Regions from separate parts of the Homo sapiens genome. Here regions 1 and 2 are each linked to region 3. The links are chromatin contacts, found by Hi-C or POLR2A ChIA-PET in ENCODE. All regions are on one chromosome and are shown on one strand. The core of a region is the stretch at or near the end of the contact, and the rest is flanking DNA. Distances in the headings are between cores, read along the strand shown.

What was found. A loop is a pair of places that touch in the nucleus more often than their neighbours do. ChIA-PET counts read pairs that join two places held with the same protein, here RNA polymerase II (POLR2A). Pooled maps may share reads with other maps.
Region 1: a loop to region 3 is called in a map of GM12878, with 2.7 times the contacts of the local background. The contact joins the enhancer-like site here to the promoter of CGAS in region 3. A Hi-C loop is called at or near these places in 6 of 168 maps with a recorded cell type or tissue (Calu3, GM12878, MCF 10A and 3 more), 8 of 37 single-sample maps with no recorded cell type and 19 of 50 pooled maps. POLR2A ChIA-PET finds 5 or more read pairs at or near these places in 21 of 52 experiments (A673, B cell, CD4-positive, alpha-beta memory T cell and 16 more).
Region 2: a map of naive thymus-derived CD4-positive, alpha-beta T cell shows a loop between it and region 3 (4-fold over the local background). The contact joins the promoter of KHDC1 here to the promoter of CGAS in region 3. A Hi-C loop is called at or near these places in 3 of 168 maps with a recorded cell type or tissue (CD4-positive, alpha-beta memory T cell and naive thymus-derived CD4-positive, alpha-beta T cell) and 9 of 50 pooled maps. POLR2A ChIA-PET finds 5 or more read pairs at or near these places in 5 of 52 experiments (AG04450, CD8-positive, alpha-beta memory T cell, H1 and 2 more).

What each region holds. Positions count from the first base shown.
Region 1 is chr6:73,608,598-73,613,117 of GRCh38, reverse strand. SLC17A5 (solute carrier family 17 member 5) reads left to right here. Exons shown (of 11, transcript NM_012434.5): 9 at 2,571-2,718. Among named protein-coding and RNA genes, the nearest start is that of SLC17A5, 43 kb to the left of the region's middle. RefSeq lists enhancers at 1,557-1,726, 3,488-3,657. Within about 2 kb of position 2,502, at least 2 of the 41 ENCODE cell types and tissues checked have a DNase peak (open chromatin) inside an H3K27ac peak, as active enhancers do; they include Panc1, where a contact is called at or near this core.
Region 2 is chr6:73,260,631-73,264,800 of GRCh38, reverse strand. It overlaps KHDC1 (KH domain containing 1), which reads left to right and starts at 1,605. Exons shown (of 4, transcript NM_030568.5): 1 at 1,605-2,027. The region is part of intron 2 of LOC122539213 (KHDC1-KHDC1L); the gene reads left to right. It also overlaps the pseudogene KHDC1-AS1. RefSeq lists a silencer at 1,492-1,761.
Region 3 is chr6:73,449,938-73,454,058 of GRCh38, reverse strand. CGAS (cyclic GMP-AMP synthase) reads left to right here and starts at 1,762. Exons shown (of 5, transcript NM_138441.3): 1 at 1,762-2,534. The coding sequence starts at 1,878. RefSeq lists an enhancer at 1,481-1,960 and a silencer at 2,131-2,340.

The sequences.
Region 1 (4,520 bases), core at 1,253-3,752, 160 kb before region 3:
TCAAAGAACTCAAAGAACCCATAAATAATCATGTGTTTCAGACTCTGCTTTCAGAAAGGTAATTTTTTTTTTTTTTGAGACAGGGTCTTGCTCCGTTGGCCAGGATGGACAACCATGGCTCACTGCAGCCTCAACCTTCTAGGCACAAGTAATTCTCCCACCTCAGTCTCCTGAGCAGCTGGGACTACAGGTCACGCCACAGCACCCAGCTAATTATTTTTGATTTTTTGTAGAGACATGGTTTTACCATGTTGCTCAGGTTAGTCACAAATTCCTGGGCTCAAGCGATCCTCCCACCTCAGCCTTTCAAAGTGCTGGAATTACAGGCGTGAGCCACTGTGCCTGGCCTAGAAAGGTAACTTTTAAAACTATCTAATCAGTTAGGCATGATGGTATGTATCTGTAGTCCCAGCTACTCCAGAGGCTAAGGTGAGAAAATCTCTTGAGCCTAGTTGTTTGAGGCTGCAGAGAGCTATGATCACAACACTGCACTCCAACCTAGGCAACAGAGCAATACCCTATCTCTAAAAATAGTTAGAAAAAAATGTACGTAGAAATAAAACTGTCTAAGACAATCATTTAACTTTTTAAAAGTCTCCAGTAGAGACCCTGGAAGTCTCAGTGACTATACTTCAGTAATTACATTATAAAAAGACCCTGGCTGGGCTCGGTGGCTGTTGCCTGTAATCCCAGCACTTTGGGAGGCAGAGGCGGAGGCAGGCAGATACTTGAGGTCAGGAGCTCAAAACCAGGCTGGCCAACATGGTGAAACCCCATCTCTAATACAAAGATTAGCTTGGCGTGGTGGTGTGTGGCTGTCCCAGCTATTCAGGAGGCCGAGGCAGGAGAATTGCTTGAACCTGGGAGGCAGAGGTTGCAGTGAGCCAAGATTTCGCCACTGCACTCCAGTCTGGGCAAAAAGAGTGAAAAAAAAAAAATTAGCCAGGCATGGTGGCACATGCCTTTAATCCCAGCTACTCAGGAGGCTGAGGCACAAGACTTGCTTACACCTGGGAGGCAGAGGTTGCAGTGAGCTCAGATTGTGCCACTGCACTCCAGCCTGGGTAACAGAATGCGACCCTATTTCAAAATAAATAAATAAAAGTAATGAAATTAAATTAAATCAGACATGGTGGCGTGCACCTGTAGTCCCAGCTACTCAGGAAGCCAAGGCAGAGGATCACTTGAGCCTGGGAAGTCAAGGCTGCAGTGAGCCATGATCGCACCACTGCACTCCAGCCTGACGACAGTGAGACCCTGTCTCAAAAAAACAAGAAAATAAATAAATAAGTAAATAAATGTAATTGAACTTTTTTTAAAGTTCCTCAGTTGCAGTATATACAAATACAACATTTCCATCATCACAGAGAGCTATTGGATAGCACTGCTGTAGACACAGAAAAACTGACAGCCCACTCATTAAGTCTCTTCTCATATTTTACGCTTAACTGCCTGTAATGACCAATGTGTATTCTTATCAGTTGTTAATAATAGGGAGGATTCCTGCATATTAGGTGGGGCAGAAAAAAAAAAAACCAAGGCCGGGCATGGTGGCTCACACCTGTAATCCCAGCACTTTGGGAGGCAAGGTGGGTGGATCGCTTGAGGTCAGGAGTTCGAGAACGGCCTGGCCAACATGGCGAAACCCCATCTCTACTAAAAATACAAAAATTAGCTGGGTATGGTGGCCCAGGCCTGTAATTCCAGCTATTCAGGAGGCTGAGGCAGGAGAATCACTTGAACCTAGGAGGCAGAGGTGGCAGTGAGCCCAGATCACGCCACTGCACTCCAGCCTGGGTGACAGAGTGAGACTCCAGCTCAAAAAAAAGAGAGAGAGAATGAAGACAGAGATTTTAAAAAATCTTTTTAAGAAACAAGGTCTTGCTCTGACAACCCAGGCTGGAGTGCAGTGGTGCCATCATAGCTCACTGTAACCTTGAACTTCTGGGCTCAAGCAATCCTCCCACCTCAGCCTCCTGAGCAGCCAGGACTACAGGTGTGCACCACCATGCCTGGCGAATTTTGTTTTTAATATTTCGTAGAGACAGGGTCTTGCTGTGTTGCCCAGGCTGGCCTCAAACTCCTGGCCTCAAGTGATTCTCCCGCCTCAGCCTCCTAACGTGCTGGGATTACAGGTGTGAGCTGCCACACCCAGGCAAGATGGAGTATTATTCTAACCTCATCCAACAGAGTTTATTATTCAGTTTATCTCCTTTGGTTATATGTATTTTAAACCACATTCTGTGTCAGCTATTGCTTCTCTCTAGAAACATATTTTTAAGTTGTTCTTGTCTTGTTCTTCTCTAACACCATGGAATTTTAGCTGAGTTTTGGCCACATGTAGATTTAATAACATTGCATAATGAGATTTTCCTTTTATAGTATATTAGTTGTATTACGCCCATGTTTTCCAGCATTTTTTTTTTCTCATGAAATTTGTTAGTCTTCCAGGCAATATAGTGTTTCTACAGTAGGTGGCAGCAATTTCAAATTTCAGATTTATACCATATTAAGGTAGAGCAAATATTAATGCTGGGTGTTTTTTCCCTTTTATAACTTTTTAACTCCAGGAATGATTGGACCTGCAGTATTCCTGGTAGCTGCTGGCTTCATTGGCTGTGATTATTCTTTGGCCGTTGCTTTCCTAACTATATCAACAACACTGGGAGGCTTTTGCTCTTCTGGATTTAGCATCAACCATCTGGATATTGCTCCTTCGTGAGTACTAATATAAAGATTTGCTGTGATTGACTTTAAATTATATTTTTAAAAATCCTGATAAAAGGCCAGAGGCGGTGACTCACACCTGTAATCCCAGCACTTTGGGAGGCCAAGGCAGGCAGATAACCTGAGGTCAGGAGTTTGAGACCAGCCTGGCCAACATGGCGAAGCCCTATCTCTACTAAAAATACAAAAATTAGCCAGGCATGATGGCGGGCACCTGTAATCCCAGCTACTTAGGAGGCTGAGGCAGGAGAATCGCTTGAACCCAGGAGGCAGAGGTTGCAGTGAGCTGAGATCGCATCATTGCACTTCAGCCTGGGCAACAAGAGCAAGACTCCATCTAAAAAAAAAAAAACCTGATAAAATAGATATGATATAAAACTTACCATTTTAAGTATGCAGTTCTGTGGCATTAAGTATTCACATTGTTTCATAACTAGCACCACCAACAATCTCTAGAGCAATTTCATCTTCTCAACAGAAACTGTACCCGTTAAACACAATCTCCCATTTCTCCTTCCTCCCAGGCCCTGGCAACCAACATTCTACTTTCTGCCTCTATGGATTTGACTACTATAGGAATGACTTTAAATTCTTAACAGGATTTTAATTTACACAATAATTAAAGCAGGAAGTTGTTTTTAAATTTAAACTTTTAACTATCATCACCTCTGTCCACAGTGCTCTCATTAGAACATTGCAATAACTCATTACTGTGTCTGTTCACCCAACTAGACTAGGAACTCTGTGAAGGCAGAAACTCCCTTATTGTCCTCAGGGCTCTCCATGGCACTTGGCATGTAGTAGGCATTTTGTCAGATGAATGAATGTGAAAGAGTAGACCCAATTGATTTGTCTAACTATATTACCTATGTGCAAATATATTTGTGTAGCCCTTGATAGTTTACACATCACTTTCATAAACACTATCCATTTTACCCTTAAAGCATTCCTTTGAAGTAAGTATTTTTGCCCTATTTGAACGCTAAAGAAACTTAAGAGAAGTTAAGTGATTTATCTTGCAGCACACAGCTAATATAATAAATGATAGAGCCAAAACTTGAACCTAAAATTTTTACTTTTAAGCCCAAAATTCTTTCTACAGCTACCTCTCTGGAAATATTCTTTGAGCCACATACTTCTAAAACCATTTTGTGCCAGCTGACAAGGTAAATAAGGGAGCTATGTAAATATTTTAACCCAAAAGTTTTAATACACTTTATTTGTAAAAATAATAGATATAAATTTATTTTGGAGAAAAGACAGATGGACTCTTACCCTCTTTTCACTACCTCAAAATCTTCACACCTGGACTCCTACAGAATCTTCTGATTTCTATGAATCCTCAGTCTCCTATCTCTTCAATAAATACTCTAAGATAAGCTGCACTCTGTCACCCAGGCTAGAGTGCAGTGACGCCACTGTAGTTCACTGTGGCCTTGAACTCCTGGGATCAAGTAATCCTTCCTGCTCAGCCTCCTGAGTCGCTGGGACTGCAGGCATACATCACCATGCCTGGTTAATTTTTCAAAAAATATTTTGTAGAGATGGGGTCTCCCTATCTTGCCCAGGGTGGTCTCAGTCTCCTGGCCTCAAGTAATCTTCCCGCCTCAGCCCCCCGAAGTGCTAGGATTACAGGCGTGGGCCACAGCACCTGGCCAAGACTTGAGGTTTTGTCAAGCCTAGGATTGACGAATAGTCAAAGGGATATGGGAATTGAGAGTTTTGGCAAGAAATAGTTCTAGGCTATGTTATCGCTTAGGATGTTTTTAGTTGAAGTATAGAAATTCTAATTT
Region 2 (4,170 bases), core at 356-2,855, 190 kb after region 3:
GGTTTTTGACTCTGCTTTCCTGTCAATGTCAGCTAGAGGAACTCTTCTCCCTGCCTTGGCCCTGGCTGGTCCTGGTTCCACTCTGGCTCATTTGCTTCCACACCTGGCCTATGATACCACATGACTAATTCCTTCCTGTGTGCCTCTGGCCCAGGCTTGCCAAAGGAATGCACTCAGAGCAGCTCTACCTATTCCTGTCCATCAGTTGCTGGTTGCGCACTGGCACTGCACATACCTGCTCCACAGAATCTTAAACCTTCAGGACTCTACCTGCTCACAGGTCCTGGGTTCCTACAGGCGTTCTTCATCAAGGGTGGGGCCACAGCTTTGCCCCAAGAGGGCAACCTGCCTCCTTGTTCCTGTACTGGCTTGAGACTCCTAGGCTGTGTCTGAACTAGCTGATAGGCCAGAAGCTTTAGGATGAAAAGAATACTGGAGGAGTCCTCAAAGTTAGAACTTTTATTGGTGTCTGTGTCCCCTCACTCATCTTAGCTATCTTGACCCTTCCCTACTTACCTTAATGATTTCGTGATTTCAATGAAAAAGACGCAACCTAGATAAGATTGCAAGGTCCCATACCTTCCTGGGGGCAGAGTTGACCTCAGACAGGGTCTTGCTTTGTTGCCCAGGCTGGAATGCAGTGGCGTGATCTCAGCTCACAGCAGCCTCAAACTCTCGGGCTCAAGCAATCCTCCCACCTCAGCTTCCCATATAGCTTGGGCTACAGGCGTGCACCACCATGCCCAGCTGATTTTTAAATTTTTTGTAGAGACAAGTTCTCCCTCTGTTGCCCCAGCTGGTTTCGAACTCCTGGGCTCAAGCGATCCTTGCTCTTTGGCCTCCCAAAGTGTTGGGATTACAGGTGTGAGCCACTGTGCCCAGCCCGACCTTTTGTTAATACTCCCATCTAATTGTCCAAACGGACTTGAACAAAAGAATCTTCTTCCCAATACTGCCAGGGAGGGCAAAATTCTTCAAATTCATGTTTGAGGCCATAAACGAACAGGAGTAAAATGGAATCCGCAGGAAGCAATGACAAGAAACCCAAAAACATTCATTTCCCTCCAGCCCAAGTGGCAGATGGGATCTCAAATACACCACGGTGTGATGCGTGACAGGAGGCATCCACTGGGGATGTGGAGCATTTTAAGTGCCCTGCAGAGGGTGGGCCTGGGTCACCCCCCCCCCCACCGCGACACCCCTCCCCAGGCAACATTCCTGGGGAGTCTGGACCTCCCTTGGTGGACCGACACCCGAGGGTCTCTAGGGTTTTTCACCCCATATCGGGGTGAACTGAAGGCATGGGAAGAGGCAGCCCCACAGCCTGGGTCCCCAAAACCCCCTCCGGGCTGAGAGCAAGAGATGCCGCCTGGAGGCCACTCACCAAGCAGCTCCGCTGGCTCAGCAATGGGGGTCGTCCGGGTCTGGGTCATTGCCACTGGCTCGTCCCTCCTCCCACCCTTGCTTCCTGGACTCAAGAGCTGCTGGGCTCTCTGCGCGCCGGCAGTGGGCTCCGCAGGCTGTCTCCTACACAGAGCAGGCGGGAGGAGGGCTCTGGGTTGCTTCCCGCGCCGCAGCCGCGCGCTTCCGGCGGGGTCGCCGCCACTTCCGCTCGAGCGCGCCTCGCGCGGCCGCGGCGCGAGCCGGGACCCCTGGAAGGGTCGGGTGCGCGGCCCAGGAGGTACCGCTGTCTCCTCACAATCGGCCAGGCCTGCAGCCGCTGCCGCCGCTGCCGCCGCCGCCGCCGCCGCCGCCGCCGCCCTACTCAGGGAGTGGCCCAGGCCTGCGGCGCGCCACCCTCACCTCCTTCATTCCTACCGTCAAAGCCCAGCCTTGGCTACCTGACCCCCCTGTGGTCTCGAACTCGGTTAGTCCGGTGAAGGGACAGAGAAGCCTGGGTTCCCGGCGGCATCACTGAGATGCTCAGTCCTGAATTCTGCCCTCCATTAGGATTATCTGCTTTGTGGGATAATTTCCTCATTGGTTGAGTCAGTGAGTTGCGTGTCTGCAAGAGAGCATCCTATCTGGTGGGTCTTCATCTAGATCTTGCACATTTCTTACTAAGTTCATCCTAAGAATATCTTACAGATAAGGAAAGTGAGCTGCAAAGAAGTGTAAAAACAGGGGAAACAGGAGATAGCAGTATAAAGAGAAAAATTAAAACAGATCGTGTGACTTTCCTCTATTGTTAATTGATTTGGGGACATTTTAAACTTATAGAAAGAAAAGAAACACGGGTTTTGTTGACACATCTCAAAACAAAATGGGTGTAACACCTTTAAAATGTAAACTATTGTGCTGGATATGTTTGTATTATTTTGAAGTCATTTAAAGTAATCGCATGAGGTGTTGCCTGCTGTTGGACCAGTAGTTTCTTTTTAGTATTCAAGCAAAGGCATAGTGAGGAAATAGTAAGAAAAAAAGAAGGAATGCTGTAACAGGAAACAAGGGAAAGGAGGAGCAGAGGAAAAGGGCAGGAAAGGTTTAACATTTACGTAGCACTTGCTATGCACCAGACACTTTTAAGCTCTTTAAATGTATTAACTCCTCTAGTTCTCACCACAGCCCTATGAAATGGGTATACTATTATCACCTCTGGTTTACAAAGAAGGCAAGTGAGGTCAAGAGAGGTTAAGCAACTGGCCCAAGGTTACACCGTAAGTGGCAAAACCTTTGCTTGAGCACATCAATTTGGCCCTAGAGTCTATGCTTTTTTTTTTTTGAGAAGGGCCTCTTTCCTGCTGCCTAGGCTGGAGGGCTGTGGCACCATCATGGCTCACTGCAGCTCCAACCTGCCGGGCTCAATGAATTCTCTCACCTCAGCCTCCTGAGTAGCTGAGACCGCAGGCACATACCACCTTGCCCAGCTAGGCTTTTTTTTTTTTTTTTGAGATGGAGTCTTGCTCTGTCACCCAGGCTGGAGTGCAGTGGTGCGATCTTGGCTCACTGCAACCTCTATCTCCCGGGTTCAAGTGATTCTCCTGCCTCAGCCTCCCGAGTAGCTGGGATTACAGGTGCCTGCCACCATGCCCAGCTAATTTTTGTATTTTTAGCAGAGACGGGGTTTCACCACCTTGGCCAGGCTGGTTTCAAACTCCTGACCTCATGATCCACCCGCCTTGGCCTCCCAAAGTGCTGGGATTACAGGCGTGAGCCACCACTCCCAGCCTATTTTTTTTTTTGGTATTTTTTTTATAGTGACAGGGTTTCACCATATTGCCCAGGCGGGTCTCAAATTCCTGGGCTCAAGGGGTCCGCCCGCCTCGACCTCCCAAAGTGTTGGGATTACAGGTGTGAGCCACTGTGCCTGGTCCTAGAGTCTATGCTTATTTTTTTAAAAAAAATTTTATTTATTTATTTATTTTTTGAGACAGAGTCTAGCTCTGTCACCAGGCAGTGGCGTGATCTTAGCTCACTGCAATCCCCGCCTTCTGGGTTCAAGCCATTCTCGTGCCTCAGCCTCTCAAGTAGCTGGGATTACAGGCATGCGCCACCATGCCCAGCTAATTTTTGTATTTTTAGTAAAGACGGGGTTTCACCATGTTGGCCAGGCTGGTCTCAAACTCCTGACCTCAGGTAATCTGCTCACCTTGGCCTCCCAAAATGCTGGGATTACAGGTGTGAGCCACCATGCCTGGCCTATGCTTCTAATCACCACACTATATTTCCTCTAAAGAGAGGGCAAGACTTGAATCAACTGGATTTGATGCTACTGAGTAGGAGTAGACAAGAGAGGTTTGCAAGGTAATTACTCTTCCATGATGTGAGATTATGGGCTAAAATGTTTCATAGAACAAAAATGCCATGAATAAAGTTTAAAAAGAGGAAACATACAGTGCACAAAGAATTAACATCTGGAATAGATAGTGAAAACAAATATATATAAGAAAAAGACAACCCTACAGAGAAATGGGCAAATGTATAAATAGACAATAGATGAAGAAGTAAGAATGAAATAAAACTGACCACATAAAAAAGATGCTTAACTGCACTAGTGATGCTGGCATGCAAAGCAAAAAAATAGAGAGATCCATTTTCTCCCACACTGGCTAAAACTGAAATTTGAAAATATCAATTTTGTGGAAAAGTGAATATTCTTAGTAGAAGTATAAATCAGGATAGCCACTGCTAGGGGTGGGGGTAGATTTGGCAGTATTAATTGAAGTTAAA
Region 3 (4,121 bases), core at 513-3,012:
AAATTAGCCGGGCATGGCGGCGCACACCTGTAGTCCCAGCTACTTCGGAGGCTGAGGCAGGAGAATCGCTTGAATCCGGGAGGCAGAGGTTACAGTGAGCCGAGATCGTGCCACTGCACTCCAGCCTAGGGGACAGAATGAGACTCCATCTCAGGAAAAAAAAAAAAAAAAAGGGAAAAGTTTCTGGCCAGGCGCCGTGGCTCACGCCTGTAATCGCAGCACTTTGGGAGGCCGAGGCGGGTGGATCACTTGAGGTCAGCAGTTTGAGAGCAGCCTGGCCAACATAGCGAAACCCCGTCTCTACTAAAAATACGAAAAATTAGCCGGGCGTGGTGGCGGGCGTCTGTAATCCCAGCTACCCGGGAGGCTGAGGTAGGAGAATTGCTTGAACCCAGGAGGCAGAGGTTGCAGTGAGCCAAGATCGCACCATTGCACTTCGGCCTGGGTGACAAGAGCGAAATTCTGTCTCAAAAAAAAAAAAAAAAAAAAAGAAAGAAAGAAAGAAAAGAAAAAGAAAAAAAAGAAAAGAAAAAGTTTCTGTGGCAGGGCACAGTGGCTCATGCCTACAATCCCAACACTTTGGGAGGTTGAGGAGGGAGAATCGCTTGAGTCTAGGAGTTCGAGACCAGCCTGGGCAACATAGTGAGACCTCCCCATGTATACAAAAAAATTAAAAAGAAAAGAAAAAGCTGGGCATGGTGTCCGCACCTGTAGTAACAGCTACTCAGGATGCTGAGGTGGGAGGATCGCTTGAGCCCTGGTGGCTGAGGTTGCAGTGAGCCGAGATTGCGCCCCCCTAACTCAAACCAAAATTAAATTTAAAAAAACTTTCACTTGAAAGAGAAAAGTTTCTCTGTCAATGTTTTTGTTTTGTTTTGTTTTGTTTTGTGATGGACTCTTTTTCTGTTGCCCAGGCTGGAGTGCAGTGGCGCGATCTCGGCTCACTGCAACCTCTGCCTCCCGGGTTCAAGCAGTTCTCTGTCTCGGCCTCCCGAGTAGATGGGACTACAGGCGCCACCAAGCCCGGCTAATTTTTTGTATTTTTAGTAGAGACGGGGTTTCACCATGTTGGCCAGGAAGGTCTCGATGTCTTGGCCTCGTGATCCGCCCGCCTCGGCCTCCCAAACTGCTGAGATTACAGGCGTGAGCCACCACGCCTGGCCTCTTTTTCTTTTTTGAGACAGAGTCTCGCTCTGTCGCCCAGGCTGGAGTGAAGTGGCACGTCTCAGCTCACTGCAACCTCCGCCTCCCGGGTTCAAGTGATTCTCCAGCCTCAGCCTCCCGAGTAGCTGGGATTACAGGTGCCCGCCACCACGCCTAGCTAATATTTGTATTTTTTAGTAGAGACGGGGTTTCTTTCGCCTTGTTGGCCAGGCTGGTCTTGAACTCCTGACCTCAGGTGATCCGCCCACCTCGGTCTCCCAGATTGCTGGGATTACAGGCGTGAGTCAGTGTGCCCAGGCAACACACACACACACATATATTTAATTATAAGAAAGACCAGGTCTTGCTGGGTTGCCCAGGCTGGTCTCAAACTCCTGAGCTCAAGCGACCCGCCTGCCTCGGCCTCTCGGATGCTGAGGTTACAGGCGTGAGCCACCGCGCCCGGCCCTACCTCATCTTCTTAAGACAGGGGCACGGATTGCCTGGAGAGTTAGAAACTTCGAGACTTTTGTAGCCTCAGGAAAGGCCGCGGCCAGCCTCTTCGCGGCATGGGCGTGGCTCCCAGCGACTTCCCAGCCTGGGGTTCCCCTTCGGGTCGCAGACTCTTGTGTGCCCGCCAGTAGTGCTTGGTTTCCAACAGCTGCTGCTGGCTCTTCCTCTTGCGGCCTTTTCCTGAAACGGATTCTTCTTTCGGGGAACAGAAAGCGCCAGCCATGCAGCCTTGGCACGGAAAGGCCATGCAGAGAGCTTCCGAGGCCGGAGCCACTGCCCCCAAGGCTTCCGCACGGAATGCCAGGGGCGCCCCGATGGATCCCACCGAGTCTCCGGCTGCCCCCGAGGCCGCCCTGCCTAAGGCGGGAAAGTTCGGCCCCGCCAGGAAGTCGGGATCCCGGCAGAAAAAGAGCGCCCCGGACACCCAGGAGAGGCCGCCCGTCCGCGCAACTGGGGCCCGCGCCAAAAAGGCCCCTCAGCGCGCCCAGGACACGCAGCCGTCTGACGCCACCAGCGCCCCTGGGGCAGAGGGGCTGGAGCCTCCTGCGGCTCGGGAGCCGGCTCTTTCCAGGGCTGGTTCTTGCCGCCAGAGGGGCGCGCGCTGCTCCACGAAGCCAAGACCTCCGCCCGGGCCCTGGGACGTGCCCAGCCCCGGCCTGCCGGTCTCGGCCCCCATTCTCGTACGGAGGGATGCGGCGCCTGGGGCCTCGAAGCTCCGGGCGGTTTTGGAGAAGTTGAAGCTCAGCCGCGATGATATCTCCACGGCGGCGGGGATGGTGAAAGGGGTTGTGGACCACCTGCTGCTCAGACTGAAGTGCGACTCCGCGTTCAGAGGCGTCGGGCTGCTGAACACCGGGAGCTACTATGAGCACGTGAAGGTGAGCTGCTTGGCGCCCTCCCGCCGAGCCCCGCTGCTCGGCCTTCCGCAATCCGCAGTCCCTACCTTCCCCGGGTCGCGCCCCTCACTTCCCTTCGGAAGTAACTTAGACTTTTGCATGTTTTTCGGTAGCCTAGTCTAAGTAAAACGACAAACCGTTCGTTTATTCATCTACACATCCAACGATCAGACAACCAACCGGTACTGATTGCTGGCTAATTTCAAGACACTGCTCCCGGGGGAATTCAAATGTATGGGTTCATTCATGCAAGCCGACATGTATCGAGTTTCCGTAACAGGGCAGTGTTTGATGGTGTGGACCTGAGGTCCCGAGTCAGATATTGACTTGGATAATTTGAAGTGGTCTGTTAAAAATTCCACGTAGACTTTTTCCTATGAGGAAGACCTCTTACTCCATAGAAAAAAAGATCTTCAGTTTCTCTCCCCCTCTTCCTCCCTGCCCCCTCTCCTGCTATCCCGTCTGACCCCAATTTCTTTTTTTTCTTTTTTCTTTTCTTTTCTTTTTTTTTTTTTTTGAGGCGGAGTCTCGCTGCGTCCCCCAGGCTGGAGTGCAGTGGCGCTATCTCGGCTCACTGCAAGCTCCGCCTCCCGGGTTCACGCCATTCTCCTGCCTCAGCTTCCCGAGTAGCTGGGACTACAGGCGCCCGCCACCATGCCCGGCTAATTTTTTTTGTATTTTTAGTAGAGACGGTGTTTCACCGTGTTAGCCAGGATGGTCTCGATCTCCTGACCTCTTGATTCGCTCGTCTCGGCCTCTCAAAGTGCTGGGATTACAGGCGTGAGCTACCGCGCCCGGCCGTCTGTCCCCAGTTTCTTACACAGAAATCATGGGAAGCTTACAGTATAATGTTAAACAAACAAATAAGAATATCTCCTACAGATACTAAAACGCTTTCTAGATACACATTCCGTATAATTGCTTCGACGTGTGTATTACACAGCTCCATTTGCTTGTGGGTGATTGAGTCATTAATCATTCCTGTGTAAATTGAAAGTTTAGAAGCAGGTTCCTGACTGGAGCGTGTTTCTTGCCCAGCAAGAGATTTGTTTCTTTTTCTTTTTCTTTCTTTCTTTCTTTTTTTTTTTTTTGAGACGGAGTTTCGCTCTTGTTACCCAGGCTGGAGTGCAATGGCGCGATCTCAGCTCACCTCAACCTCCACCTCCCAGGTTCAAGCGATTCTCCTGTCTCAGCCTCCTGAGTAGATGGGATTACAAGCATGAGCCTCCACCCTGGCTAATTTTGTATTTTTAGTAGAGACGGGCTTTCTCCATGTTGGTCAGGCTGGTCTAGAACTCCCGACCTCAGGTGATCTGCCAGCCTCAGCCTCCCAAAGTGCTGGGATTACAGGCGTGAGCCACCACACCCGGCTTCTTTTCTCTTCTTTTTTCTCTTCTCTTCTCTTCTCTCTATCTCTCTGTCTCTCTCTTTTCCTCCCTCCCTCTCTTCCTCTCTCTCTCTCTCTCTTTATTTTGTTCTTTCTTTCTTTTCTTTCTTCTTTCTTCTTTTTTTGATGGAGTTTCACTCTTGTTGCCCAGGCTGTAGTGCAGTGGTGCCATCTAGGTTTCG